Linked DNA regions of Homo sapiens: region 1 is linked to region 2. A link is an interaction called in ENCODE POLR2A ChIA-PET data of the cell type or tissue named here. Cell type or tissue: K562. All regions are shown on one strand. Each heading gives the region's core, and the rest is flanking DNA. Links, peaks and the distances in the headings are about the cores only.

The links. ChIA-PET counts read pairs that join two places held together with the same protein. Peaks named below come from ENCODE experiments on the same cell type or tissue, not always from the same donor. Only the 100,000 strongest peaks of a DNase experiment are listed, where the experiment ranks them.
Region 1: POLR2A ChIA-PET joins it to region 2 with 12 read pairs; 20 of 35 experiments call an interaction of 5 or more read pairs at or near these places.

What each region holds. Positions count from the first base shown.
Region 1 is chr11:67,468,120-67,481,112 of GRCh38, reverse strand. TMEM134 (transmembrane protein 134) reads left to right here and starts at 11,862. Exons shown (of 7, transcript NM_025124.4): 1 at 11,862-12,094. The coding sequence starts at 11,921. RefSeq lists enhancers at 3,182-3,732, 11,458-11,637, 11,626-12,250 and silencers at 11,788-11,927, 12,138-12,277. In K562, for the core only: a CTCF peak has its summit at 11,704; DNase peaks (open chromatin) are centred at 11,772 and 12,162; H3K4me3 peaks cover 1,569 bases.
Region 2 is chr11:67,369,763-67,384,291 of GRCh38, reverse strand. It overlaps CLCF1 (cardiotrophin like cytokine factor 1), which reads left to right and starts at 10,694. Exons shown (of 3, transcript NM_013246.3): 1 at 10,694-10,768. The coding sequence starts at 10,753. The region is part of intron 2 of LOC100130987 (a long non-coding RNA gene); the gene reads right to left. RefSeq lists enhancers at 3,303-3,352, 4,197-4,918 and silencers at 10,356-10,405, 10,966-11,305. In K562, for the core only: CTCF peaks have their summits at 9,966 (motif pointing right) and 12,688 (motif pointing left); DNase peaks (open chromatin) are centred at 9,881, 10,471, 11,171, 11,681 and 2 weaker places; H3K4me3 peaks cover 3,186 bases.

The sequences.
Region 1 (12,993 bases), core at 4,994-12,993, 98 kb before region 2:
CGAAACTGTTCTGGAAATTGGTTGCATAACAGTGTGCATATACTTAACGCCACTGAGTATACACTTCAAAACGGTTGAGATGGTAAATTTTATGTTATGTTATGTGTATTTTACCACAATTAAGAATAATTTTTTTGCCGGGCGTGGTGGCTCACGCCTGTAATCCCGGCTCTTTGGGAGGCTGAGGCAGGTGGATCACCTCAGGTCAGAAGTTCAAGACCAGCCTGGTCAACATGGTGAAACCCCGTCTCTACTAAATATACAAAAATTGGCCAGGCGTGGTGGCGGGCACCTATAATCCCAGCTACTCAGGAGGCTGAGGCAGGAGAATCGCTTGAACCCGGGAGGCAGAGGTTGCAGTGAGCCGAGATTGCACCATTGCACTCCAGCCTGGGCAACAAGAGCGAAACTTCATTCCAAAAAAAAAAAAGAATAATTTTTTTTTCCGGGCTGGCACGGTGGCTCACGCCTGTAATCCCAGCACTTTGGGAGGCCGAGGCGGGCAGATCACGAGGTCAAGAGATCAAGACCAGCCTGACCAACATGGTGAAACCCCGTCTCTACTAAAAATATAAAAATTAGCCAGGCGTGGTGGCAGGCGCCTGTAATCCCAGCTACTCAGGGAGACTGAGGCAGGAGAATCGCTTGAACCCAGGAGGTGGAGGTTACAGTGAGCCGAGATCACACCACTGCACTCCAGCCTGATGACAGATCGAGACTGTCTCAAAAAAAAAAAAAAGAATTTTTTTTCCAAAGAAAATGCATGAAGATCAAGTAGAGTTTATTCCAAGAATGTAAGAATGGTTCAACATTATAAACATCTATTACTGTAATTCACCACGTCGGTTAACTAAAGGAGAAAATGCATATGGTTATCTCAAAATATGCAGAAAAAGCATTTTATGAACTTCTGTGACTATTTATGATAAAAACTCACAGTTAGGAACAAAGAGGAATTTTCTCAGGTTGATAAAAGCTGCATACAATTAAGTATGATGGAATAAGTATCCACAATTTCTTCAAGATCAGGAACAAGGCAATGATGCTCTCTAGGAATGATGCTGATCAGTAAGTGTTAGAAGTCCTGCCTAGAATCCCAGCACTTTGGGAGGCTGAGGCAGGAGGATAGCTTGAGCCCATGAGTAACAACTTGGGCAAGATAGCAAGACCCAGTCTTTACAAAAAGAAAAAAAGAAAGAAAATTAGCTGGGCATAGTGGCACATGCCTGTAGTCCCAGCTACTAAAGAGGCTGAGGCAGGATGATCCCTTGAGCCCAGGAGATCGAGGCTGCAGTGAGCTATGATCTCACCACTGCACTCCAGCCTGCACAACAGAGCAAGACCCTATATCCAAAAAAATAAAAGAAATTTAATTTTTTTTAAAAAAAGAAGTCCTGGCCAAAACAATAAGCCAAGAAAAAGAAACGAGAGTAAACTGTCATTGTTGGCAGATTATATCGGTATAGAAAATCCAACATAATCTATAGACTGCTTTAACAAATTAGAAGGCCAGGCATGGTGGCTCATGCCTATAATCCCAACAATTTTAGAAGTCAAGGCAGGAGGATTACTCGAGGCCAGGAGTTCGAGAGCAGCCTGAGCAACATAGCAAGACCCTGTCTCTACAAATAAATCAAAAAATGTAGTTGGGCATGGTACCACGCGCTTGTGGTTCTAACTACTTGGGAGGCAGGAGGATCCCTTGAGCCCATGAGGCTGAGGCTGCAGTGAGCCATGATCAGACCACTGCACTCCACCCTGGGCGACAGAGTGAGACCCTATCTCAAAAACGGAAACAAAAAACCCAGAGTTCAGCAATGTTACAGGGATAAAATAAAAAAAAAAAAAAAGCGGCCGGGCGCAGCGGCTCACACCTGTAATCCCAGCAGTTTAAGAGGCTGAGGTGGGCGGGTCACCTGAGGTCAGGAGTTCAAGACCAGCCTGGCCAACATCGTGGAACCCCCGTGTCTACTAAAAATACAAAAATTAGCTGGGTGTGGTGGCGGGTGCCTGTAATCCCAGCTACTCGGGAGGCTGAGACAGGAGAATCGCTTGAACCCAGGAGGCGGAGGTTGCAGTAAGCCGAGGTTGTGCCACTGCACTCCAGCCTGGGCAAGAAAGAGCGAAACTCCGTCTCCAAAAAAAAAAAAGCTAACAAAAATTAATAGTACTCTTCACACCAGCAATAAGCAACTGAAAAGTATAATAGAATATAAAGGGCCAGGCATGGTAGCTGACACCTGTAATCCCAGCACTTCGGGAGGCTGAGGCAGGCAGATCACTTGAGGTCAGGAGTTCAAGACCAGCTTGGCCAACATGGTGGAACCCCATCTCTACTAAAAATACAAAAATTAGCCAGGCATGGTGGCACATGCCTGTAATCCCAGCTACTCGGGAGGCTGAGGCAGGAGAATAGCTTGAACCTGGAAGGCGGAGGCTGCAGTGAGCCATAATCACACCACTTCACTCCAGCCTGGACGACGGAGACTCCAACTCAAAGAGAAAAAAAAGGGAGAGACTAAAGTATCATTCACAACAGCAATAAAACCCATGAAGTAGGAAATACAAACACAACTCAGAACTTTTTGAAGAAAAACAAATTTTTTTTTTTTTTTTTTTTTTTGAGATGGAGGCTTGCTCTGTCGCCAGGCTGGAATGCAGTGGCGCGATCTCAGCTCACTGCAACCTCTGCCTCCAGGGTTCAAGTAATTCTCCTGCCTCAGCCTCCCAAGTAGCTTGGACTACAGGTGCCTGCCAACATTCCCAGCTAATTTTTGTATTTTTAGTAGAGACAGGGTTTCACCATGTTGACTAGGGTGGTCTCGAACTCCTGACCTCAGGTGATCCGCCTGCCTCGGCCTCCCAAAGTGCTGGGATTACAGGCATGAGTCACTGTGCCCAGCCTGAAAAACAAGATTTTATAACACAAAAGAAGATCTCAATAACTGAAGAGACGTATCTTGTTAATAAATAGAACAACTCAACACAAAGATGTGATTGCTTCTGAAATTAATCTAGAAATTCAATGAAATCCAAATAGAAATCAGGAGAATTTTTTCGCCCGGCCAGCCACCCCATCCGGGAGGTGAGGGGCACCTCTGCCCGGCCGCCCCTCCTGGGAAGTGAGGAGCCCCTCTGCCCGGCCACCACCCCGTCTGGGAGGTGTACCCAACGGCTCATTGAGAACGGGCCATGATGACAATGGCGGTTTTGTGGAATAGAAAGGGGGGAAAGGTGGGGAAAAGATTGAGAAATCGGATGGTAGCTGTGTCTGTGTAGAAACAAGTAGACATGGGAGACTTTTCATTTTGTTCTGTACTAAGAAAAATTCTTCTGCCTTGGGATCCTGTTGATCTGTGACCTTACCCCCAACCCTGTGCTCTCTGAAACATGTGCTGTGTCCACTCAGGGTTAAATGGATTAAGGGCGGTGCAAGATGTGCTTTGTTAAACAGATGCTTGAAGGCAGCATGCTCGTTAAGAGTCATCACCACTCCCTAATCTCAAGTACCCAGGGACACAAACACTGCGGAAGTCCGCAGGGTCCTCTGCCTAGGAAAACCAGAGACCTTTGTTCACTTGTTTATCTGCTGACCTTCCCTCCACTACTGTCCTATGACCCTGCCAAATCCCCTTCTGCGAGAAACACCAAGAATGATCAATTAAAAAAAAAAAGAAAAAAAGAAATTGGGAGGATTTTTTAAGAACTCGGAAAACATTTTTGTAACATTTCTATAAAAAATAAAGGTCCATGAAAAGCTAAGTCAAGTTTGAACAAGATGACCAAGGAGAAGGGGCTTGGTCTCTTGCATTAAACCACACCGAAAACCGTACAGACAAGGATAAGATACTGGTGAGAATTAGTGAAGTGGGTCAAAGTGTGTCCGGAATTGGTGGGTTCTTGGTCTCACTGACTTCAAGAATGAAACTGCAGACCCTCGCAGTGAGTATTACAGTTCTTAAAGGAGGCGTGTCCGGAGTTTGTTCCTTCTTATTTTCGGATGTTTTCGGAGTTTCTTCCTTCTGGTGGGTTCAGGGTCTCGCTAGCTTCAGGAGTGAAGCTGCAGACCTTCGCGGTCAGTGTTACAGCTCACAAACGCAGTGTTGACCCAAAGTATGAGCAGCAGCAAGAGCTATTGCAAAGAGCAAAAGAATAAAGCTTCCACAGTGTGCAAAACAACCCGAGCCAGTTGCCACCGATAGCTCGGGCAGCCTGCTTTTATTCTCTTATCTAGCCCCACCCACATCCTGCTGATTGGGCCACTTTACAGAGAGCCAATTGATCCATTTTCCAGAGAGCTGATTGGTCCGTTTTGACAGGGTGCTGATTGGTGCGTTTACAATCCCTGAGCTAGACAAAAAAGTTCTCCACGTCCCCACTAGATTAGCTAGATACAGAGTATCCACACAAAGGTTCTCCAAGTCCCCACCAGAGCAGCTGGATACAGAGTGTTGACTGGTGCATTCACAAACCCTGAGCTAGACACAGGGTGCTGATTGGTGTGTTTACAAACCTTGAGCTAGATACAGAGTGCCCATTGGTGTATTTACAATCCCTTAGCTAGACGTAAAGGTTCTCCAAGTCCCCACCAGACTCAGGAGCTCTGTTGGCTTCACCCAGTGGATCGCGCACCGTGGCTGCAGGTGGAGCTGCCTGCCAGTCCCGCACCGTGCGCCCGCACTCCTCAGCCCTTGGGTGGTCGATGGGACTGGGCGCCCTGGAGCAGGGGGCGTCGCTCGTCGCGGAGGCTCAGGCTGCGCAGGAGCCCACGGCGGGGCTGTGGGGAGGCTCAGGCATGGCGGGCTGCAGGTCCCCGAGCCCTGCCCCGCGGGGAGGCAGCTAAGGCCCAGCGAGAAGTCGAGCACAGCAGCTGCTGGCCCAGGTGCTAAGCCCCTCACTGCCCAGGGCCGGCGGGCGGGCCGGCCGCTCGGAGTGCGGGGCCTGCCGAGCCCACGCCCACCCGGAACTCGCGCTGGCCCGCAAGCACCGCGCGCGGCCCCGGTTCCCGCCCGCGCTTCTCCCTCCAGACCTCCCCGCAAGCTGAGGGAGCCAGCTCTGGCCTTGGCCAGCCCAGAAAGGGGCTCCCACAGTGCAGCGGCGGGCTGAAGGGCTCCTCAAGCGCAGCCAGAGTGGGCACCAAGGCCGAGGAGGCGCCGAGAGCGAGCAAGGGCTGTGAGGGCTGCCAGCAGGCTGTCACCTCTCAAAAGGAACCAAAAAGAGAGCTTAGAACATACATATGTGTAGGCAGCTCTACAACTGCTGTATGATAAAGATGGCACCACAGTCCAGAGGGAAAAAGAACTGGTTGTTTGGAGCGGCCAGTGGTAGTGGCTCACACCTAATCCCAGTACTTTGGGAGGCCGGGGCAGGCAGATCACATGAGGTCAGGAGTGCAAGACCAGCCTGGCCAACATGGTGAAACCCCGTCTGTACTAAAAATATAAAAATTGGCCGGGCGCAGTGGCTCACACCTGTAATCCCAGCACTTTGGGAGGCAGAGGCGGGCGGATCACGAGCTCAGGAGATCGAGACCATCCTGGCTAACACAGTGAAACCCCGTCTCTACTAAAAATACAAAAAATTAGCCGGGCGTGGTGGCGGGCGCCTGTAGTTGCAGCTACTCTGGAGGCTGAGGCAGGAGAATGGCATGAACCCGGGAGGCGGAGCTTGCAGTAAGCCGAGATTGCGCCACTGCACTCCAGCCTGGGCGACAGAGAGAGACTCCATCTCAAAAAAATATATATATAATATATTATATTATGTATATTATATATATTATCATATATTATATAATATATATTGTATATAATATATATTATATATTTATATATTATATAAATATATATAAATTAGCTGGGCATGGTGGTGGGCACCTGTAATCCCAGCTACTCGAGAGGCTGAGACGGGAGAATCACTTGGACTCAAGAGGCAGAGGTTGCAGTGATCCGAGATCACCCCACTGCCCTCCAGCCTGTGTGGCTGAGCAAGACTCCATCTCAAAAAAAAAAAAAAAAAAACGGGAATCTTGCCCTGTCATCCAGGCTGGAGTGCAGTGGCACAATCTCGGCTCACTGTAACCTCCGCCTTCTGGTTCAAGCGATTCTCCTGCCTCAGCCTCCCGAGTAGCAGGAACCACAGGCACCCACCACCATGCCCTGCTAATTTTTTTGAGACTTTGTCTAAAAAAAAAAAAAAAAACTTGGAACAGAGGCGAATGTACAATAGCTACCCTTGCCCCTCCAGAGGTCACAGTCTATAACCCCATAAGACCCAAGAACAGCAGAAGTAAGTGAGCAATAGGATTAATTTTGGCGGGAATCAGGGCAACAATAGGACTGGTGGCACCCTAGGGTGGCCTTGCTTACCACGAGTCAACCGTAAAGAACTTGACTCAAACCCTAGAATCCTTAGCCACCAACACGGGTCAGGCCTTAAAGGGAATTCAAGAATTTCTAGACTCTTTGGCAAACATAGTTCTCTGTAACAGATTAGCATTAGATTATTTACTAGCTGAACAAGGTGAAGTTTGTGCAGTTATTAATAAAACCTGCTGCACATGTCTTACCAGCTCCAAACAGACTGAGGCTAACATTCGAAAGATCTATGAACAAGCTACTTGGCTACATAGATAGAACCATAGCACCAACCCCAGCAATATCTGGTCAACTATCAAAAATGCCTTCCCGAGTCTCACCTGGTTTTTTACCTCTCCTAGGACCTTTGATAGCCATCTTGTTATTCCTAATTTTTGGCTGTGGTTGTTTAAACTCTTAGTAAGTCTTTGAGATTGCAACAGTTTCAGGTAAACACAATGCTGGCACAAGGCTTCCGACCCATTCATCTACTGACCTGGGTAATGAAAGTATCCTGTCTTTTGGACCCTTAGATCGGGTATCAGGAGATTTTTTTTTTTTTTTTTTTTTTTTTTTTGAGACAGAGTCTCGCTCTGTCACCCAGGCTGGAGTCCAGAGGCGAGATCTTGGCTCGTTGCAACCTCCACCTCCCGGGTTCAAGAGATTCTCTGCCTCAGCCTCCCAAGTAGCTGGGATTACAGGCGTCTGCCACCATGCCCAGCTAATTTTTGTATTTTTAGTAGAGACGGGGTTTCTTTTTTTTGTTCGTTTGTTTTTTGAGACGGAGTCTCGCTCTGTCGCCCAAGCTGGAGTGCAGTGGCGCGATTTCAGCTCACTGCAACCTCCACCTCCCGGGTTCACGCCGTTCTCCTGCCTCAGCCTCCCAAGTAGCTGGGACTACAGGGGCCTGCCACCACGCCCAGCTAATTTTTTGTATTTTTAGTAGAGATGGGGTTTCACTGTGTTAGCCAGGATGGTAGAGACAGGGTTTCACCATGTTGGCCTGGATGGTCTCGACCTCCTGACCTTGTGATCCACCCGCCTCAGCCTCCCACAGTTCTGGGATTACAGGCATGAGCCACTGCACCCGACCGGGTATCTGGAGATTTTTACCTCTCCAGTGCTAGGAAGGGGCTATGCCCATAAACTCAACAGGAAGCAGTTACAGAAGATGGATCTCTGCCCTTCCGCTGCCCTCTTAAGATTAAGAAGGAGTATCTAATCTCTGAGCGAGGAATGAGGTAGGTGGCAGGACTCAGCTCTGGAGGTGGGACACAGACACCAGACCAGATTGAGAACTAGCTAAAACAGGGAATGCTGCGCATGGTGGCTCATGCCTGTAATCCCAGCACTTTGGGAGGGTGAGGCAGGTGGATCACTTGAGGCCAGGAATTTGAGACCAGTTTGGCCAACATGGTAAAACACCATCTCTACTAAAAATACAAAACTTAGCTGGGTGTAGTGGCGGATGCCTGTAATCCCAGCTACTCCGGAGGCTGAGGCAGAGAATCGCTTGAACCCAGGAGGTGGAGGTTGCAGTGAGCCTAGATCGTGCCACTGCACTCCAGCCTGGACAACAGAGGGAGACTCCGTCTCAAAAAAATAAAACAGGGAAGAGGTGAAAGCACCTCTCCATAAGACCTAAGACCCGTAAGACCAGTGCATGTCAGTTTACCATTGCCATGGCAACACCTAGAAGTTACCACCCCCTTCGGTGGCAATGACCTGACGGCCCAGAAGTTACCACTCTTTCCCTAGAAATTTCTGGATAATTCACCCCTCAATTTGCATGTAATTAAAAGTGGGCATAAATATGGCTGCAGAACTGCCTCTGAGCAGCTGCTGGGGGCACACTGCCTGTGGGATGGCCCTGCTCCACAAGGAGCGACGCCTGTGCTGCTGCTGTGCGCTGCTGCTTCTGTAAAAGTTGCTTTCCAATAAGTAAAAAATAAGGCCAGGCACGGTGGCTCACGCCTGTAATCCCAGCACTTTGGGAGGCTGAAGTGGGCAGATCAACTGAGGTCAGAAGATGGAGACCAGCCTGGCCAAAATGGCGAAATCCTGTCTCTACTAAAAATACAAAAATTAGCTGGGCGTGGTGGCAGACGCCTGTAATCCAAGCCACTTGGGAGGCTGAGGCAGAAGAATCGCTTGAACCCAAGAGGCAGAGATTGCAGTGAGCCGAGATCACACCACTGCACTCCAGCCTGGGCGACAGAGCAAGGCTCAGTCTTAAAAAAATAAAAAATTTTAAAAAATGTTTAAGTTGCTGTCTAACACCACCAGCTCACCCTTGAATTCTTTCCCAGGTGAAGCCAAGCACTCTCTTGGGCTAAGCCCCAATTTTGGGGATCACCTGCCCTGCATCAGCCTTGCTACGCTGAGGCTGATCTTGAATTCCTGGCCTCAAGTGATCCTCCTGCCTCAGCTTCCCCAAAGTGCTGGGATTACAGACATGAGCCACTGCACCCAGCCTGAAAAGGAGTGATTATTCTTTGAGAGCATGTTAGACAAAGAGTCAAAGACAGACAGATAGGAAATATGTGCAAGGTCATAAACCAGCAAGGAATTAATGATTAGATATGTTGATATGCAAATTAGTGGAAAAAGGCTAGAAACCCAATAGCAAAAAGAAAGACCAAAGATATGAAAAGCCAGTTCACAGACAAGGGACACCCAATGGCTGACAAGGGCACAAAGAGCAGCTCAAACTCTCCAGCCATCAGAGAACCCAGAGGAACATGAGGTACCACTTTAAATTCATCAGATCGGCAAGCCATTAAAAAGTTGGATGGTACCAAGTCCTGAGAGAACCAGAAGCCTCAGGTGGAGTGTCAACTCTCACAGCCACTCAGGAGAGCATCTGTGGTACCCTGTGAAGTCATGAGTGCGTGTGCCCTATAACCTGGAAATCCTACCCCAAGGGGAATTCTCCCACAGTCCATAAGGGGACAGCAGGAAGATGTTAACTGCAGTGATGCCTGTGATGGCGGGGTTGAGGCCAGTTTGAGTGTACAACACTGTGGAGGTGAGGTGGATCATAAAGGTGCTAGACACTCAACATGGTACAACATGCATGTAGCCTGTAGAAACAATAAACAAATGCATATGGAAAACAGCATCGAGAGCAAAAATGTAAACGTGTAAGTAACAGAACTGAATTTTCTGCATGACATCATGTTTGTAAATTGCAAACACATCCACATAGGAGACAGTGCCATACATGGTACAGAGCCAGGCAGGCTTTAAGGACGCCGACTGAGCATGCTGACATGGGTCTGATGGAAGGCAGGGGAGAGGAAGGAACCTGGGAAGTGAAAGAGGGTAAGTGAATTAACATAACTCGAGAGGGGCCTTATTCATAGTGTTGATGTGTAACAAACAGAAGTAGACTTGACTCAGCTCTGTACATGAGGCCATAAAATGAACATGAGGCCGGGTGTGGTGGCTCATACCCAGCACCTTGGGAGGCCGAGGTGGGCAGATCACGCCTGTAATCCTAGCTACAGGGGAGGCTGAGGCAGGAGAATCGCTTGAACCCAGGGGGCGGAGGTTGCAGCAAGCCGAGATCTTGCCACTGCACTCCAGCCCGGGTGACGGTGCGAGACTCTGTCTCAAAAATAATAATAATAATAATAATAATAATAAGGCAGGGCACTGTGGCTCATGCCTGTAATCCCAGCCTCCTCGGGAGGCTGAGGCAGGAGAATCACTTGAACCCAGGAGGTGGAGGTTGCAGTGAGCTGAGATCGCACTCCAGCTTGGGCAACAGAGCGAGACCCTGTGTCGAAAAAAACAAAAACAAAAAAGAACTCTTGACTAAGGTCCATAAAGCTCTCAAGGCTCTGGGGCCCATCTACTCCTCCCAGGCTCATCAAGTCGGCCTGCCCCTTTCCTTGCTGCTCAGCCACACTGGTTTTCTCACATTCTTCCTCCACAGGCCAAGCTCCTTCCCACCTCCTGGCCTTTGAACGTGCTGTTCCCTGGTGCCAGGAAAACACTGAACCTTGCTTTTCTCACAGCTGGCTCCTTCATCATCGGCATTCCTGCTCAAATGTCACCTCTTGGAAAGGTCATCTTTGAGTACGAAATCTAAAGTCAGTTTTGCATCACACAGCACTTGAAACTGTCTCATTTTGCACTGTTTTATTCACCACTGTATCTATAGTGCCCAAAACAGTGTTTGGCCCTAAATAGATGCTTAATAAATACTTGTGGCAGAAATGAATGAGGGGTTTGCCAAAGTCCCAAGTACTTACAAGTGGTAGAATGGGGATTTGAAACCAGGTCCACCTAATTCATAGAGTACTTCTGCTCTTCCACCCCCACCGCCCCCCACCACGGTTCATTTTTTTTTTATGGAGTCTTGCTCTGTTGCCCAGGCTGGAGTGCAGTGGTGTGATCTCCACTCACTACAACCTCTGCCTCCAGGGTACAAGCGATTCTCCTGCCTCAGCCTCCCAAGTAGCTGGGATTACAGGCACTGGTCACCGTGCCCAGCTAATTTTTGTATTTTTAGTAGAGACTGGGTTTCACCATGTTGGCCAGGCTGGTCTCAAACTCCTGACCTCAAGTGATCCACTCTCCTTGGCCTCCCAAAGTGTGAGCCACCGTGCCCTGCCAAGAGTTCAGATTTTATTCTAAGTGCAATGGAAAACCAAGGGAAGGTTTTTTTGTTTGTTTTGTTTTGTTTTTTGAGACGGAGTCTTGCTCTGTCGCCCAGGCTGGAGTGCAGTGGCTCAATCTCGGCTCACTGCAACATCTGCCTCCCGGGTTCAAGCAATTCTTCTGCCTCAGCCTCCCAAGTAGCTGGGACTATAGGCATGCACTACCACGCCCGGCTAATTTTTGTATTTTTAGTAAAGACGGGGTTTCGCCTTTTGGCCAGGCTGGTCTTGAACTCCTGACCTCAAGTGATCCACCCGCCTCGGCCTCCCAAAGTGCTGGGATTACAGGAGTGAGCCACCGAGCCAGGCCAGCAGCAAAATTTTTAAAAAGGGTTTTCAGAATAACACACGCAGATAAAAAGATTTGTTTTAAAAGATCACTTCGGCTGCTGCGTGGAGACTGACTGGAAATTGGAAGACACATAAGCTCTCTGAGCCTCGGTTTCCACATTTGCAAAAATGGGGAGAGCACCCCTCCGGTGCGGGGCTGTTGTGAGTAAGGTGGGGAAACAGTTCCCAGGAGTCTCCTTGGCACTCGAGGAACAGGCTGCGGTGCAAAAGGCCCTGTCAGGGACCTGGAGGTTGGGGCGTGGAAGCCCCTCCAAGCCCCCGCACATACACGCCTGGGGGATGTGTCCGAGCCCGGCACGGGCTGTCGCTTGCCATGGCGGCCACTGAGTGGCGTCACGGGGCGGGCGCGCTCCGTCTGGAAGAGGCTCCCACCCATCAGCCCGCTCAGGGCTCGGCAACTCTGGCCTGCTTAGGGCGGACGGGGGCGGGACCGGCGCGTGGGGCGGAGCCAGGGTCGGAGGGGCGGGGCATGCGGGGGCGGGGCAGCGGCGACGCTGGGTGTGTGGGCGCAGATGGCGGCGGCGCACGGCGCCTGAGCGGGCCGGGGCCATGAGCGCCGCCCGGCCCCAGTTCAGCATTGATGATGCCTTCGAGCTGTCCCTGGAGGACGGGGGCCCTGGGCCCGAGTCCAGCGGGGTCGCGCGCTTTGGGCCGCTGCACTTCGAGCGTCGGGCCCGGTTCGAGGTGGCTGACGAGGACAAGCAGTCCCGGCTGCGCTACCAGGTGAACCGCCCGGCCCACCTAACCCCCTGCCCCCGGCCGGACGGGACCCCAGGCCGGGCCCCAAAGGCCTCAACTCGGGGAAGCATCTGCCTAGAGGCCCCAGCTGAAGCGCGAGACCGCCCCCCCGCCCCGCGGACGTGACTCTTGATCCAGAGCCCTGCCCAGGCCCTCCCGGTTCCCATACCGGGCCCCAGCCAGCCGGGAAGAGCCCAGTGCCCGGGCCCGGGAGCTCATCCCTCAGCTCCAGCTGGGGAACCCAACCGGATTCCCCACTCATCCTGGCTACTCGCACCTGGCCCCCGCTGGGTTGGGGGAGCTCCTCTGTATCTGAACCAGACCTTGCCCCACACGCAGGAGCATCCCCTGTGCCCCAGGCCAGCTAAGCTGATGGGAACCCGCACGCCTTTCTCTATTCTGAAAGCCCTCTCCCTAATCCCACCACCACCCCTAAGAGCTGGAGCTCCTCTCACATGACCAGTCCTTGCCCACCCTTTGGCTCCCACTAAACCAGAAAAACCCATTTTCCCAGAAAACCTCCACCAACCCTAGGCTGCTTTTCTTGGAGACCTGGACCAGAACCCTGTGCCTTGAACCTGGGAACTCTGGGCCTGGCCTTTCCTGGCACCCCAATTCCCAAGCTCCCATTCTAGGCCACTGAATGAGAGCTCCACCCTAACCCAAAGTTGGGAGCTCTCCTTTCCCTGGGATCTATGCAGGCTCCTGCTCCCCAAAGCCCTGGCATCCACCCACCTCCTACCTGGTTTCTGTGAATCACCAAACCCGTTCTGCGGGGAGGGCAGAGGGCCAGGTGAACAGCTGCCAGGCGGCCAGGCAAATGGTTGTGTAGGCCTGCTTTTCTCTTCCCGGGAGGGAGTGAGGAAGGGCCCCAGCCCAGCAAC
Region 2 (14,529 bases), core at 6,530-14,529:
GTAATTCCAGCTACTCAGGAGGCTGAGGCAGGAGAATCACTTTTTTTTTTTTTTTTGAGACAGAGTCTCGCTCTGTCACCCAGGCTGGAGGGCAGTGGCGCGATCTCGGCTCACTGTCAGCTCCACCTCCCGGGTTCACGCCATTCTCCTGCCTCAGCCTCCCAAGTAGCTGTGACTACAGGCGCCCACCACCACGCCCGGCAAACTTTTTGTATTTTTAGTAGAGATGGGGTTTCACTGTGTTAGCCAGGATGGTCTCGATCTCCTGACCTCATGATCCACCCGCCTCAGCCTCCCAAGGTGCTGGGATTACAGGCGTGAGCCACTGCGCCCAGCCAGGAGAATCACTTTAACCTGGAAGATGGAGGCTGCCGTGAGCAGAGATCCCTCCACTGCACTCCAGCCTGGGCAACAGGACAAGATTCCATCTCAAAAAAAAAAAGAAGACTCTTGGTTAAGGTCAGAAGAGTCAGCCCATGGGGAAGAGGCTCTGGAGAGAGGCTGCTGCTACTGCTGCCTCCAGCGGCACCACGTGCTGGCCCCATGATTCTGGGCCCTCTGTGTCCTCTGCCTTGAGAGGAGAATGTGAGCCCTTGCCTTCCTCCCAAGCTGCTGGAGCCTGGCATGAGATAATGGATGTGCCCACACTGCCAGGCACTGTGCGCAGATGAGGGACCAGGTCTTTTGAGTCTGCAGGGCTGGAGGTGGAGGGGAGATGGGATGAAATTTTTTTTTTTCAGACAGAGTCTCGCTCTGTCGCCCAGGCTGGAGTGCAGTGGCGCGATCTCGGCTCACTGTCAGCTCCGCCTCCCAGGTTCATGCCATTCTCCTGCCTGAGCCTCCCGAGTAGCTGGGACTACAGGCGCCCGCCACCATGCCCGGCTAATTTTTTGTATTTTTAGTAGAGACGGGGGTTTCATCGTGTTAGCCAGGATGGTCTCGATCTCCTGACCTCGTGATCCGCCCACCTCGGCCTCCCAAAGTGCTGGGATTACAGGCGTGAGCCACCGCGCCCGGCCAGGATGAATTTTTTTAAACCCACAGTGAGGATGGGAAGGGAGAAGTTCAGGCTTGTTCACCAAAACCTGGCACACTGGAATTACAGGCCCCCTTGGAGCGCAAGTGAGGTAAGTTTAGGACAAATAAAAGGCAGTGTGCTTCACCCAGCAGGGGAGGACGCTGATGGAACTCATTATCCCAAGATGTCGTCTCAGCTGGAAATAGAAACAGCTTCACAAAAGATTTAGATACATCCATGGATGATGGCTCCATTCATGGGTTAGAAGGGGAAGGAGGCTGTTTGAGGCCCGTCCCCCAGGGCAGGCATCAGGGAGGTGGCCCGGTCTCCCTAAGACCCCCCTTTGCACTCCTGTTAGAGGCAGGCTTCTGGCAACATGGACCCCAAGAGGCAACGTGGAGTCCCGTAAGTTAGAGCCTGACCTGTGTCCCTGGCCTTTTCCTCAACCTCCCCAATACTCAGCATCCACTGTTGGGGAGAGATAAGGTGCCACCAGCTTCAGGGAAAGCATCCCGGCTGGGCTGTCCCCTAAGAGACCAGCAGAGGGAGACAGACACCGTGTCCAGTCCCAGCTTCGGGAACAGAGACCTTGCTGATCCGCCTTGGGCAGGCCTCTGTGGGGGCAGTTTTGTGCTCATGTTGTGCGGGGTGGGACAGAAGGGGACAGAGAGGGCATCCTCCCAGGCTGAGACAGGCTTATTACTGGGGAGATGGGGGCAGGGAGGAGATTTTTAGGAACTAGGGGCAGGGTGAGGAGGAGGCTACTAATTAAGAGCCGGGTGGCTCCAGAGCCAGGCTGCCTGCCTGTGTAACTTGGAAAAGTTATATAACTCTGTGCCTCAGTTTACCCATGGTAAAATGGCAACTACAACAGCACCGGCCTCAGGAGGGCTATGTGAGATTGCGTGCTGTATTCAAATGCTTCACTGCAGTGCCAGAGAATTGGGAAGAGCTCAGTAAATGGGAGCGATAGCCTACACCGTGGGGAGATCAGAGGACTCTCCCGTCTCCTTAGAGCTCCGGAGCTTGCAAAGCCCTTTTACTTTATTATCTCATCTGGGCCTCACCGAACCCTGGAGGTTTGGTGAGGCTAAGAGGCTCACTTTTTTTTTTTTTTTTTTTTTTTTTGGAGATGGGGTCTCACTCTGTCACCCAGGCTGGAGTGCAGTGGCTCAATAGCTCACTACAGCCTTGAACTCCTGGGCTCAAGCAATCCTGTCACCTCAGCCTCCCAAGTAGGTAGGACTACAGGTGTGTGCCACCATGCCTGGCTAATTTTTTGGGGAAGTAGGGGGGGATCTTGCTATGTTGCCCAGGCAGGTCACTTATAAGTGGTAGATCTGGGCTTTCTGATGCTAAAGAATCCAGGGATCTTTCTCAAGTTCCCTGCTGAGCTGGAGGCTGGAGGAGGCCTGCTCCAGGTGCCCTTGTCTGCACTGAGCCTCCTGGCAGGCCGCCCATATCTCTAGTTGGTATTGAAGTTATCTTGCCCACTGTCCCACCAGCTCCCGAGTCCCTGGCAGGCAGGCTGTGTTTCTCTGTAGGTCCACACTGTTCAGCAAGGCATATATAGCAGGGGCTTCCAAAAGCTTTTGGGAGGTGACGGGATTCCATGGGTCTGAATGCCAGCTCCTCCCCAGCTCCTGTCCTGGTTCCAGGTCAGGTGTGGCCCCCCACTTTTTGCCACTCAAATTCTCCCTGCCGTATCTCCAAAATCTCCCGACGTCTCCCTCTTCTGACCTCTCCTTTCTCTGCATCATAGCCCTTTGTATATCTCCTTAAGTTCCTGTTTCATTTTGAAATCTTGCAACAGTCAAAGGCTAAAACGGAAATATGTACAGAGTGCTCTGTTAAGGACCACAAGGTGGGCCTCAGAAAGATGGCTGTGGGTGCTAGAAAGCGGGTGAGCCTCAAATTAGCTGGGCATGATGGTGGGTGCCTGCCTCCCAGCTACTCGGGAGACTGAGGCGGGAGAATAGCTTGAACCCGGGAGGGGGAGGTTGCATTGAGCCGAGATCACGCCACTGGACTCCAGCCTGGGTGACAGAGAGAGACTCTGTCTCAAATAAAAAAAAAAAAGAAAGTGGTTGAGCTCTTCATAGACCTAAACCACCCATGTCTTCTAGACAACCTGAAAGCCTAGGACGGGGCTGGGTCAAGACTGGTTGGTTTCTCTCATGCCTTCAGAGCTGACTGTGCCATGAGACTCCACCCTTCCCACCTCCAGCCCTCTTCAACCCACTGAAGTCCTACAAGAATCTCTTGGGGACAAAAGAGGAGAGAGATGAGACGGGTCCTTAGAGAGCACTTATAACACAAAGTGGAGAGCAGCAAGGGCCCTGGAGAGTGAAGTCTGTGGTGGGGAGCAGAGCTGGGATGACAGTGACAGGCTTCAGGAAGAAGGCAGAAGAACAAAGGGTCTAGATGAGTAGCCATGGGGAGCTCACGAGGGGCAGCTGCATTGTGGGTAGAGAGGACACCATTAGCAAAGACAGAGGGATACGGTATGAGGGGTAGGTAACAAGATTCTTTAACATTATTGGCTGGGCGAGGTGGCTCACGCCTGTAATCCCAGCACTTTGGGAGGCTGAAGCAGGCAGATTGTTTGATATCAGGAGTTTGAGACCAGCTTGAGCTACATGGCAAAACCCTGTTTCTACAAAGAAATACAAAAAAATTGGCCGGGAGTGGTGGCTCATGCCTGTAATCGCAGCACTTTGGGAGGCCAAGGCGGGCAGATCACCTGAGGTCAGAAGTTCGAGACCAGCCTGGCCAGCATGATGAAACCCTGTCTCTATTAAAAATACAAAAATTAGCAGGCGCCTGTAATCCCAGCTATTCAGGAAGGTGAGGCAGGAGAATCGCTTGAACCTGGGAGTTGGAGGTTGCAGTGAGCCGAGATCGCACCATTGCACTCCAGCCTGGGCAACAGAGCAAGACTCTGTCTCAAAAAAAAAAAAAAGAAAAAAGAAATACAAAAAATTAGACAGGCATGGTGATATCCATCTGTAGCTACTCAGGAGGCTGAGGTGGGAGGATCTCTTGAGCCTGGGAAGTCGAGGCTGCAGTGAGCCATGATTATGCCACTGCACTCCAGCCTGGACTCTGTCTCAAAAATAAATAAATAAATAAATAAAACATCATTGATTGCTTCTAAGTGCCAGCAATTTGACCTATACTCACTCAGTTGTCCCTCATTCAGTTTTACATGGAGAAAACAGAGGTGTGGAGGGTTAGAGACTTGGTGGGGGTCACACAGCTGGTGGAGGCGGAGCAGGCACTCTCCCAGTGGTGCTGGAATGGCAGGCCCGTGAGATGGGACATCCCATCACTGGGATGGCCCCAGGGAAGGCGGTGTCCATCCTTTGACCCCAGGGGCCCCTAGAGCGGGAGCCCAGACAGTCTGGAGAAAGCTGGGAGAAGCCTGACAGAGGGGAGGACAGCGGGGTAGGAGGGGAGGAGAGCTCGGGAGGAGCCGGCATGACTCAGCAGGGCAGGATAAAGATCTTCCAGCCCAGGGAGAGGCAACCCCACTTCTCTGCCAGGGGAGACGGAGTCACAGAGCCCGCGGCATGGGCTGGCCAGGGCAATGGAACATCCTGGGAGAACGGCGGGGAAAGCTCCTGGTGGGCGAGGGAGGAGTGGGGCACCTGGGGGCATCCCTTCTGCCCTGCCCTCCACACACCCGTCACTCAGACACCCTGGCAGATGAGGAGGCCGCGCCCAGCTAGGGCAGGAGAGGGACAGGCAGAAGGCCCCGTTCCTCTCAGCTTCTCTCTGGCTTCCCCGGGAAGCAGGGGGTGTTGGGGGGAGTCCTTTGGGAAGCCTGAGCTGGGTCAGGTGTGGGTGGGGACCCAGGGCAGGGTAGGGCCATTGCTGAGGTCAGAAGAGGCCCTCTGCCTCTGGGTTTCCGCTGACATCACAGCCAGCTTAGGGTGAGGCAGGGCCCTCTAGACTCCTGTCTACTGGAGGGCAAGGGAAAGTGTGTGCATACACACATAGACACACACACACACACACACACACACACCCTGCCTTTCCTTCCCTCTCCTGCCCTCGGGGGCCCCAGTGGTGCCTGCACACGCACACTGGAGGGTGTGCACACGAGGCAGTGGAAAGGAGGGCCTCCTCCTGGGGATGCCGAATCCCAGGGAATGTCCTGGGTGGGACCTCTGAACCTACCTAGGGCTCACTTTGCCCTCAGGAAGCAAAGGGAAGCCCTTGCTCTTGTTCTGCTGGCGGGGGTGGTGGTCATCTGACTCCCAGTTTAATGCTCATTCCAGGATTCCCAACTCCCTGCTAATGGAATCCAGAGCTCTAGCTGAGCCCTCCAGTGTGGGAAGACGATGTGAGGCACCTGGCCCATCTGCACATTGCCAGTTCACGTAAGGGGTCGGTGGTGGGCAGGAAACCCAGGTCTCCCTGTGCTCCAGGCCAGGACTCTCCAGGCACTGGAGGACTCTCTTTATGCCCCAAGCAACATCTGAGTGACCTGAAGAGACCAGCTGTGCCAGGCTAGATGCCTCATAGCCAGGGGCACTCAACCAAGTCCTGCTGTTGCTGAAGTCTGTTCCCAGCACCCGGACTCCTCTTTTCAAGATGTGCCTCTGGCCCTCTTCCCCAGGCTGGCACCTGCATGGTGGAGTTAAAAGAGCATGTTGCTGAAGTTGGATAGCACTGGGTTCCAGTCCTGGTTCTACCACTGCCAGGCTTGTGTGACCTCAGACAAGTGACTCTGTCTTATGAAGCCTCAGGTTCCTCATGTATAAGTAGGGAAATGATAGCTCCTGTCTCGGAGTTACTGTAAAGATGAAATAAACTAGGCCGGGTGTGGTGGCTCACGCCTGTAATCCCAGCACTTTGGGAGGCCGAGGCGGGCAGATCATGAGGTCAGGAGATCGAGACCATCCTGGCCAACACAGTGAAACCCCGTCTCTAATAAAAATACAAAAAAAAAAAAATTACCCGGGCATGGTGGCGGGCGCCTGTAGTTCCAGCTACTCGGGAGGCTGAGGCAGGAGAATGGCATGAACCCGGGAGGCGGAGCTTGCAGTGAGCTGAGATGGTGCCACTGCACTCCAGCCTGGGCGACAGAGCGAGACTCCGTCTCAAAAAAAAAAAAAAAAAACAAACATGAAATAAAATAGCCCGCGAAAGCCTTAGCACTGTGCCTGATGTGGGGAACAGCTGCGTGCGCGTAAACTATTGTTAGTATTTCAGCAAAATAAATGTCAGTGAGAAATACCAGCATCACAGCAGGCTGGAGGAGTCACTGTAGCAGGCATCTGCCTCTTCTCCCAACACGCAGGTCAGCCTCCGCCCCTCCACCCCACCCCCTAGGGCTCCTCTCTGTGTCCCCAGCACCAAAACTTAGGGAATGTTTGGTGAACAAATGAATGAATGAGTGAGTGTCCCTACTCACCTCTGTGGGTTTCTCCAACACACCTGTCAGGAGGGGGCCAGCTAGAGGCTCCCCTAGTTCAGGAACCCAGACACTCCCTGGGCCAGGGTCCCATCAGTGCTAATTGTGCAGCTGTGTGCGACATGGTGTTTTGGGTGCCTGGAGAGCCTTCCTTGGGGATGTCACCATGTGGGGAGGAAGGGTGGGACACTAGCCGGTCCCTGAGCCAACACTGACTCACCCTCCCCCCTTGGAGGGCAGCTCAGTCATCACCTGGTGCCAGCTCTGGCCCCCAGCCAGCCACACTTCTTGAGGACCTGACCTGCCACCCCCCTGTGGATGGTGAAGCCTGGAGTCTAAAAGGCCAGAGAAGGCAGCAAGCCAGTGGCCCCTCGTCAGCTCACGGACTACTCCCACCATCCCATGGAGAGGAGGGCAGAGGTGGTCAGACCCCATCATACAGAGAGGGGACAGGCTTGTCCCAAGGTCACACTGGCCAACTGGAATGGAGGTTTTCTGACTCCCAGAGTAGCTCTGTGCCTGCTGCAGGGAACACTGAGCTGTACCTGGTGCTACCTTGGCACTTTGCCTGTGGTTGCCACTGCTCTTCTAGCTCAATCCATCCACATTTCTACCCCAAAGCTCTACCTCCTCCAGGAAGTTCTCCTCCCACCATCCTCCTTGGCCCTAAATGTACCCACTGCCACCTATGGCTGATGTCAGACAGTTTAATGAGTGTCCCTAGACTGTGGAATTCTTTTCTTTTGAGAGAGGGTCTTGCTCTGTTGCCCCAGGAAACAAAGACCATGTGTAGTGGTCATAGCTCACTGCGGCCTCAAACTCCTGGGCTCAAGCAATCCTTCAGCCTCAGCCACCTGATTAGCTGGGACTATAGGCATGCGCCACCATGCTGGGCTAATTTTTAAATTTTTGGTAGAGATGGGGTCTCTATGTTGCCCAGGTTGGTCTCAAATTCCTCAAGGAATCTTCCTGCCTGGGCTTCCCAAAGCGCTGGGATTACAGATGTAAGCCCCAACTGTGACATTCCTAAAAGCAGGGATGGGTTTTCCTTGCCTTCTCTCTGTCCTTAACAGGACCTGGCAGAGACTGAGAAAGTGCCTGCACAATGTACCCCTGGAGCAGACGGAGCGCTTCTCTTTCCCATGCTTGTCTGGAGCTGGGGGGACTGGCGTCTCCTCTAAGCTGTGCCCTCCCACCAGCAACCCCAGATTGTTAGCACTGGAAGGGCCCCTAACAAGATTCTTTTTGAGAGCCACAGGGGAGCAGGAACTTTCCCAAGGTCCTGATTTCCAGCTGGAAATCAGAGGGCAGCCACCTGTCCTGCCCCATCCCACGGAAATCTTGGAGGGGCTACTCCTGCTCCGTCTTTCCTCTCTTCCTTCTTCCCCAAACCCCAGCAGCTACCCCCATTTAGGGACTTGGCAGGATAAAGGCACAGTCTTTATTCCAGCCCCCGACCCAACCCAACTGGCAACTCCCAGCCTGCTGCCTTTGCCCAGGCATGGCAGAGGGGCACTGGCAGCTTGGAGATGGAGCTGCTTTTCCCTTTGGCAGTGTGGAAGGTGGGGGAGGGGAGGGGAGAGGCTTGGCCCCCACTAGGTGAGGGGAGAGGGCAGGGAGGCAAGTCCAAGAGGCAGAGGGAGAACACAACTTTCCCAGCTTTCGGGGTCACTACATTAAGATTCAAAGACAAACTGGGGACTGGGGGGCTGTGTGTAAAGCCAATTGTCCCTGTACCCACCTGGCCTGGGTCCCTGTTTCAGAGCTGCAGCCCTCAGTTCCTGCAAACCAGTGCTTTCTGGCTGCCCCAGGTGGATGTGTGCTGGGGATGGCGTTGTCCACTCCCACCTTCTGCTTCAGTGTCTTCCTCTCCCCGCATCCGCTGCTTCCCCCTCTTCCTCCCAGCTCCCTCCTCCCCTCTTTCTCACTCCCACCCATTTGCCTCTTTGTGTCTCCTCTTTCCTTCCCAGTCTTGCCCCTTCTCTGGTCTCACCCCTCTTCTCTCGCCCCCGCCCCTTTCTTCAGCGCCCCCTCCCCTCCGCTCCCCCGACACTGGGGCTGCTTTCTCCCTGACTCAGCAAGGTGCTTTATAAGGTGCTGAGGGGCTCAGCCAAATCCAAACCACATTGTGCAGACTCCACAAGGAGCGGCTTCGAGGCGGAGGGAGAGGCTGAAGCGGCTCCCCTTCTCCCTCTCCCCTCCTTCTTGGCCCCCTCCCTCTGAAAGGGTAGCAGCTAGGGGGACCTCCTGGCTGGCCTCCGTGCCATGCACCCATGGGCATCTGCCTTCTTGACCTTGGCATGGGCATCAAGAAATCACTGGGTTCATCCATCAGGAATGTCACTGAAACTCCAGAGTCCTGGCTGGTGGGGGCAGGGAGGAGGTGCGGGGGCGGTGGGGGGGGCAGAGGTAGGCCCTGAGCACTTTTCACAAGGGTCCCTCCAGGCAGTTTTCATCAGAGCTGCTACTGAGGTCCCTCAAAGTCCCCTGCCCCCCACCCCAAGCCAGCTCTCCTTTCCCAGCCCTTTTTCTCCTTGTTTAGGAAAAAAAAAAGGAAGAAAGGACAGAGAGAGAGAGAAAAAAAAAAACCAACCCAACAACAAAGTCTGTCCCACTCCAGTGAGGTAATTGAAAACAAACTTCTTCCCCACCCCCCCCACCCCCCCACCTCAGTGCTCGCGGTACAGAGAAGGGAAGAGCTGCCCTGGGACCCAGCACTGGCCATGATCAGGATGCCTGCCCAGGCCACAGGTTGGAGGCGCTGGGGCTGGACTGGCAGAGTGCCCTCCCATTCCAGGGGCACCAGGAAGGAGTGGGAGACAAATCTCTGATGCCACTCCAGGGAGAGGCATCACCTTCCAGGTCTGGCCCACCACTGGCCTCTCCCACTTTGAAACAATAAATAAACAACAACAAAAGCAACTTATTACCCAGTGATTTAATTGGTGGTGTGGCTATAGGGCACCCAAGCCTTGGGGACCACATGACTCTCCCCCAGGAAAATCATGAAGCAGGGCAGTCCCCAGCCCTGGGTTAGAGCTGCCTCCTCTGAGCGTGTTCTCCCCGGCAGCCCTTGGAGAGGGAGGAGGGGACCCCCTCTGGGAGGGTCCAGGCATACCCCCAGGTATCCTGCCCAGCAAATCCCAACCCAGGCCTGCGGGAAGGAGGGGGAGCCCTCACCGCTAAGCCACCCCCACCTCACCACCGGAAAAACCAACAACCCGAAACCCCAAAGGAAGGAGAATGCCAGGGTCTTCATGGGGAAACATTTCACAAATGGGGACGCTCGGGCGGTCCATCGCCTTGAATCGGAGCATTCCCGCTGAGTCACCCAAGAAGCCTGTGGTGTTGAAACTGGTCCGTTGCCTCGTGCTGATTAATGAATTACAAATCCCCCACCCATGTACATTCTCCCTGGTCACTGGAGGAAGAATGAAGAACCTTGTGAACTTGAGGGAAAAAGTCCCGCCAAGTGGCCTCTTCTCGCCTCTGGGCCGGGCAGTGGGCCTGCAGTGCCCTCTTCCTCCCCCGCAGGGGGCATTGTGAGCTGGTTAGTCACCTGCCCCAGCCCCAGCGCCTCGCTTAGCTCTAGCTTTTGGAAATGGGACAAGCGGCGGGACAATAGGCAGGGGGGGCGGTCAGCCCAGACAAAGGGCAGCAGGAAAAACACCATCACTTGCTCCCAGGCCAGCTCGCTGGCATTTGGGAGAATGTGTCATTGCATTTACTCAAGGGGGAGGAGGAGGGAAGGTTAGAGATGAGGAGGCAGAGGTAGGGTGGGAGCAGGGACCTCGCACAGGCAGAGGTAGGTTGGATCAGGGACCCCGCATCGGCAGGGGACAGGGGGCAGGGGGCGGTGTCCCAGGCCAACGCCTGGGGAGAAGCCCACCCGAAGCCGGCGCTGTCCCCCGGCTCCTGGGAGTCCTCAGACGGACTGATGGCCTCCCCGCCCCCTCCCCCAGGAGGCCCAGGGTGGTACCGCCACAGCCTCGCCTCACCTCACCCCCCCTCGGTGCTGTGGGAGGGAGAGGGAGCCCCAGAAGCCCTCCCTTCCCTCCTCCCCCCTCCTACCCCCACCCCGGGGAGGGCCGCTACAATTTGTGGTTACAGCTTTACACGTCAGAAAAAAAAAAAAAAAGTTTGCAGAATGTCCCACACCGAAAAAAAAAAAAAATCCGAAACCGAGCGAAAAAAACCTGCGAGTGGGCCTGGCGGATGGGATTATTAAAGCTTCGCCGGAGCCGCGGCTCGCCCTCCCACTCCGCCAGCCTCCGGGAGAGGAGCCGCACCCGGCCGGCCCGGCCCCAGCCCCATGGACCTCCGAGCAGGTAGGAGCCAGGCGGCCGAGGCCCCGACCCCCGCCCCGCCAAGCAGCCACGAGATCCGGTTCCCGTCCTGCCCTGACCCCCGGGAGCCCCGCGCCGGGGCCGGGCCAGGGAGCTGGGCTCGGGCCGGGGGAGGCACGGCTGGGCGCCCTCGAGAGGGGCCGGGCGGGGACGCGGCATTCCTGGAGTCCGCACGGCGGGGCCAGGAGGTGGCCGGGAGCGGCGGGGAGCCCGGACGATCGCAGACCTGGGGAGGCGGCAACCTGGAGCCCCAGCGAGGCGGGCCGTAGGAGCCGCAGCCCCAGAGCCCCGCGCACCAGTCGGGGCCAGAGAGTCCGAGGCGGGGAGCGAGGCTGCGGGTGGGAGGAGGGGCTGGGAGAGGAAGAGGGAGGGAGGCCGGGGGAGCCCGAGGCCGGGCGGCGGGAGGCGAGGGGAGGCCGACACCTCGGGCCGCGCCGCTCTCCCTCCCCGGCCCGCCGGGAGGGGTAGGAGGGCGGGCGGGAGGAAGGGCGGGCGGCGGAGAGGAGGGCGGAGGGCAGCGCCGAGCCTGGCTGGGCCGGGCCGGACGGGCCGAGCCGCGCCGCGGGACTCGCGGCTTCCTAGCTACGCGCCGCGCGGCCGGAACCCTCCATGGTGCCCACGGCCGGGGAGCCGGCGGCAGGTAGGGGCGGCGGGCGGCGGCCGCGAGTCCCCCGGGCCACCGTGGCCTGGGAGTGATTATTGTTTGGCGGGGGGCTGGCGCAGCCGGGCCGGACCCGGCAGGAAAAAGTCTGTCACTGGCCAGGGAGCGGCGGGAGCAGCCGCTCAGCCCGGGCAGGAGGGGAGTTGACGCGCGGGAAAGGGCAGCGCCGGGCAGAGCCCGGAGCCCGGTGCCCCGGACCCCGCCCCCGCCCCCGCCCCCGCCCCCGCCGCGGGGAAGGAGCGACCGGGCGGGAGCGGGAGGGGGCGGGGCCGGGGGCGCCGAGGCCACACAGGGGGAAGGCGCAGCGCCGGGAGGGGTCCCAGAGCGAGAGGTCACCGCCAGCAGGGAGGGCCAGCTGGCAACCGCCGCCGTGCAGCTTCCCGGCCGAGCCCCTCGAAGGAAACCTTCGAAAGAGTCCCCGGGGCTCGCCAGAGGTCCCCTCATGCTTGCTCTCCCCACCCGCCTTCCTTTCCACAACTCCGTGCTGGGCTTCTGGAGCCCTCCCCACAGACCCTCCCAATCCCAGAGGACCCCTGTTCCCCCAGCTCCCAGCCTGGCCCTCCCCCCGGGGTGTGAGGGGCTACCAGGAGAGGAGGGGAGACGGGCGGGTGGAGGCTAAGCCTTGGAGAGAGGCTAGGGGTGGGGGGCACTGGGCACGCTGCTCTACTGGGTCCTCCTTCTCTGACCCTAACCCAGGGACACCTCTGTGCTTTCACTGACCCCGACTGACCTCCGCCACAGCTCGGGAGCACACGTTGCCCCTCACACCGGACAGGATGCGAGTACATATTCCCCTAACAGACCAGACGCGCTCCTGGCCAGCTCAGACACCCTCGCTGCCCTGGAGCCACACGCTCCACCGGGGAGGAAGCAGAGATGGCAATTGTCACCCGGCAGCCCCAGAAGTGACACTGCTGATGGGTGCAATGGCTCCCTGTCCCCTTCATTCACAGACCCACACTCTTGTCCGTCACACTTCTGCACACCACCCCTGCACGCCACCCCTGCACACCAGCCACTGGCTCACTGACACTTCACATTCCTCCCCACGTCCCACCTCTTGTGCACACCTGGCTCCTGCACTCTCCTCCCCCCCCACGCCCCTCTTGATAACAACACCCTTTCCAATTCACCCACCACTGCCCTGGACTCCTCCTTCACTGCTCCTCCTGCCTCTGGCTCTCAGTGGGCTGCTGGGCTCCCCCCTGGCTCCCCGCTGGCCTCCCTGAGCACACCCATGGCCCTCTTGTGGCACAATCAGGAACCCTCTCACTCCAGCCAAAGCCCAACTCCTGTCTCGCTTGCTTGGTTACTGACTTCATAAGGCAGTGGGGCTGGCCCACCCTCAGCTTCTTCCCCTGGGCCTCAGTGACCTCTGTCATTTAGGCTGGAGGAGAAGGGCACAAAGGGGGATGCTGGAGAGGAGAGGAGAGATGAAGCCCCGTGTGTTTCCTCTAGGAGGAATTGAGCTTGCATAATGTGACCTCCTTGTGCAAGCCCACAGTCACCAGACGAATTGGTGGCAAAGCTAGGTCTCCCAATTCCCAGGCCCATGTGTCCCCACTCACCAAGCTACTTCTCAGTGGCCTGGGGTAAAAGGAACCAAGGAAAAGGCAGAAGGGAGATAAGTAAGAGAGGGGAAAGCAGCAGCCCAGAGGGTGGAAGGAAGATGGGTTTCTGTGGGCCTTTGCCTGGGAAGGTAGGTCAGGACACGCCCCTGGGGCAGTTTCCTACCGTCACAATGCCTGGACCTCACCCACTCCATCCCTAGCCCACTCCTCACCCACTCTGCCCGCCTAACCCACTCCATCCCTCAATTCCCCTCAACAGACCCCTCCAACCGCAGCCAGCGCTGGTCCTGGTCTGGCCTTTCCTCCTGGCTCCCATATTCAGCCCAGCCTGAGGCCACCATGCCCCACCTCTGGAGCTCTGCAGTGCCTCCCTGGCTGCAACATTTAGGGCTTACAGTTCTTAGCGTAGCTCTTATAGTCCCAGGTGCAGAGACTCCCATTGACTTGTCCTACCACCCTAAGCACCCTGGCACATCTGCATGGCTGAACTCTCACCCTCACTGGGAAAGGTCAGCCTGGGGGTGTCCAGGCCAGGGACTGAGGGGCAGCTGGCTAAAGTGGCTAAAGACATGTGCTCACGGGTGCGCCTGCCTGTGCAGCTGTCTGGGTGGCCAGTCACTTCCTTGGGCTAAGAGAGAGAGAGTGTGTGTGTGTGTGTGTGTTCATGAGGAGAGCCTTGGTTCCTAGGGCCCAGGGATCTGGATGGAATTAGGGGCTGGCCGGGGGTGGGGGGCTGTTGCAGGAAACGTGAGCTGTACTCGTTAGCTCCTCACGTGCTCAGCCGGATTTATAAACACACAGAGAAGACGGGATGTAAACAATCAGTGGGCAGCAGCCAGAGGCAGAGCTGGGGCGGGGGCCGGGCTGGGGGCCAGGACTGGTGGGGAGGGGGAGAGGGGGACCTAGGACACAGCCCCAGTGGCCGGGGTCCACCTGCACAACATGAGCCTGAGGGAGGATGGATGAGGGCTCCAGGAAGCCCACCACGCACTCTCCTCAGGAGGCAGGCGAGCTGTGTTGGGTTCCCAAGCTCACGACTAAACCGCAGGTGTTCACCCCACGCTGCTTTCCCTCCTGCTGCCTGAGACACGGGCATGGCTTTGCCCAGAGTGGAAGCTGTCATAGCAGGGGCAGAGCCCTGTCCTTCTACCCCCCCTTTCTTTTCTCCTAACCTCTTCTCCCTCTGGATTCCTGAGAACCCTTCCCTCTTTCTGGTTCTGTGGGCCGTCGGATCCTTCTGTTCTCCCCTGCCCCCCACCCGCAGCCTGCAACGACACAGTTACCTCAGAACTGAAATATTCCTGGAAACACCGGCCTCGTCTGGTTAATTTCATGAGCCGTTTTTTTCTGCCCAGATGACTTAGTTCTTGTCTATCCAAAGGCTTCTCCCCCTGCTGTCCCTGTGTAGGGAGCTGATCTCCCCTAGGGATGTCCCACAGGGCTCAGAATGGGAGAGGGTAAGTTCTGAGCTGGGTTCCTGACTGTACCTCTTGGCCATGACAAAGGCAGAG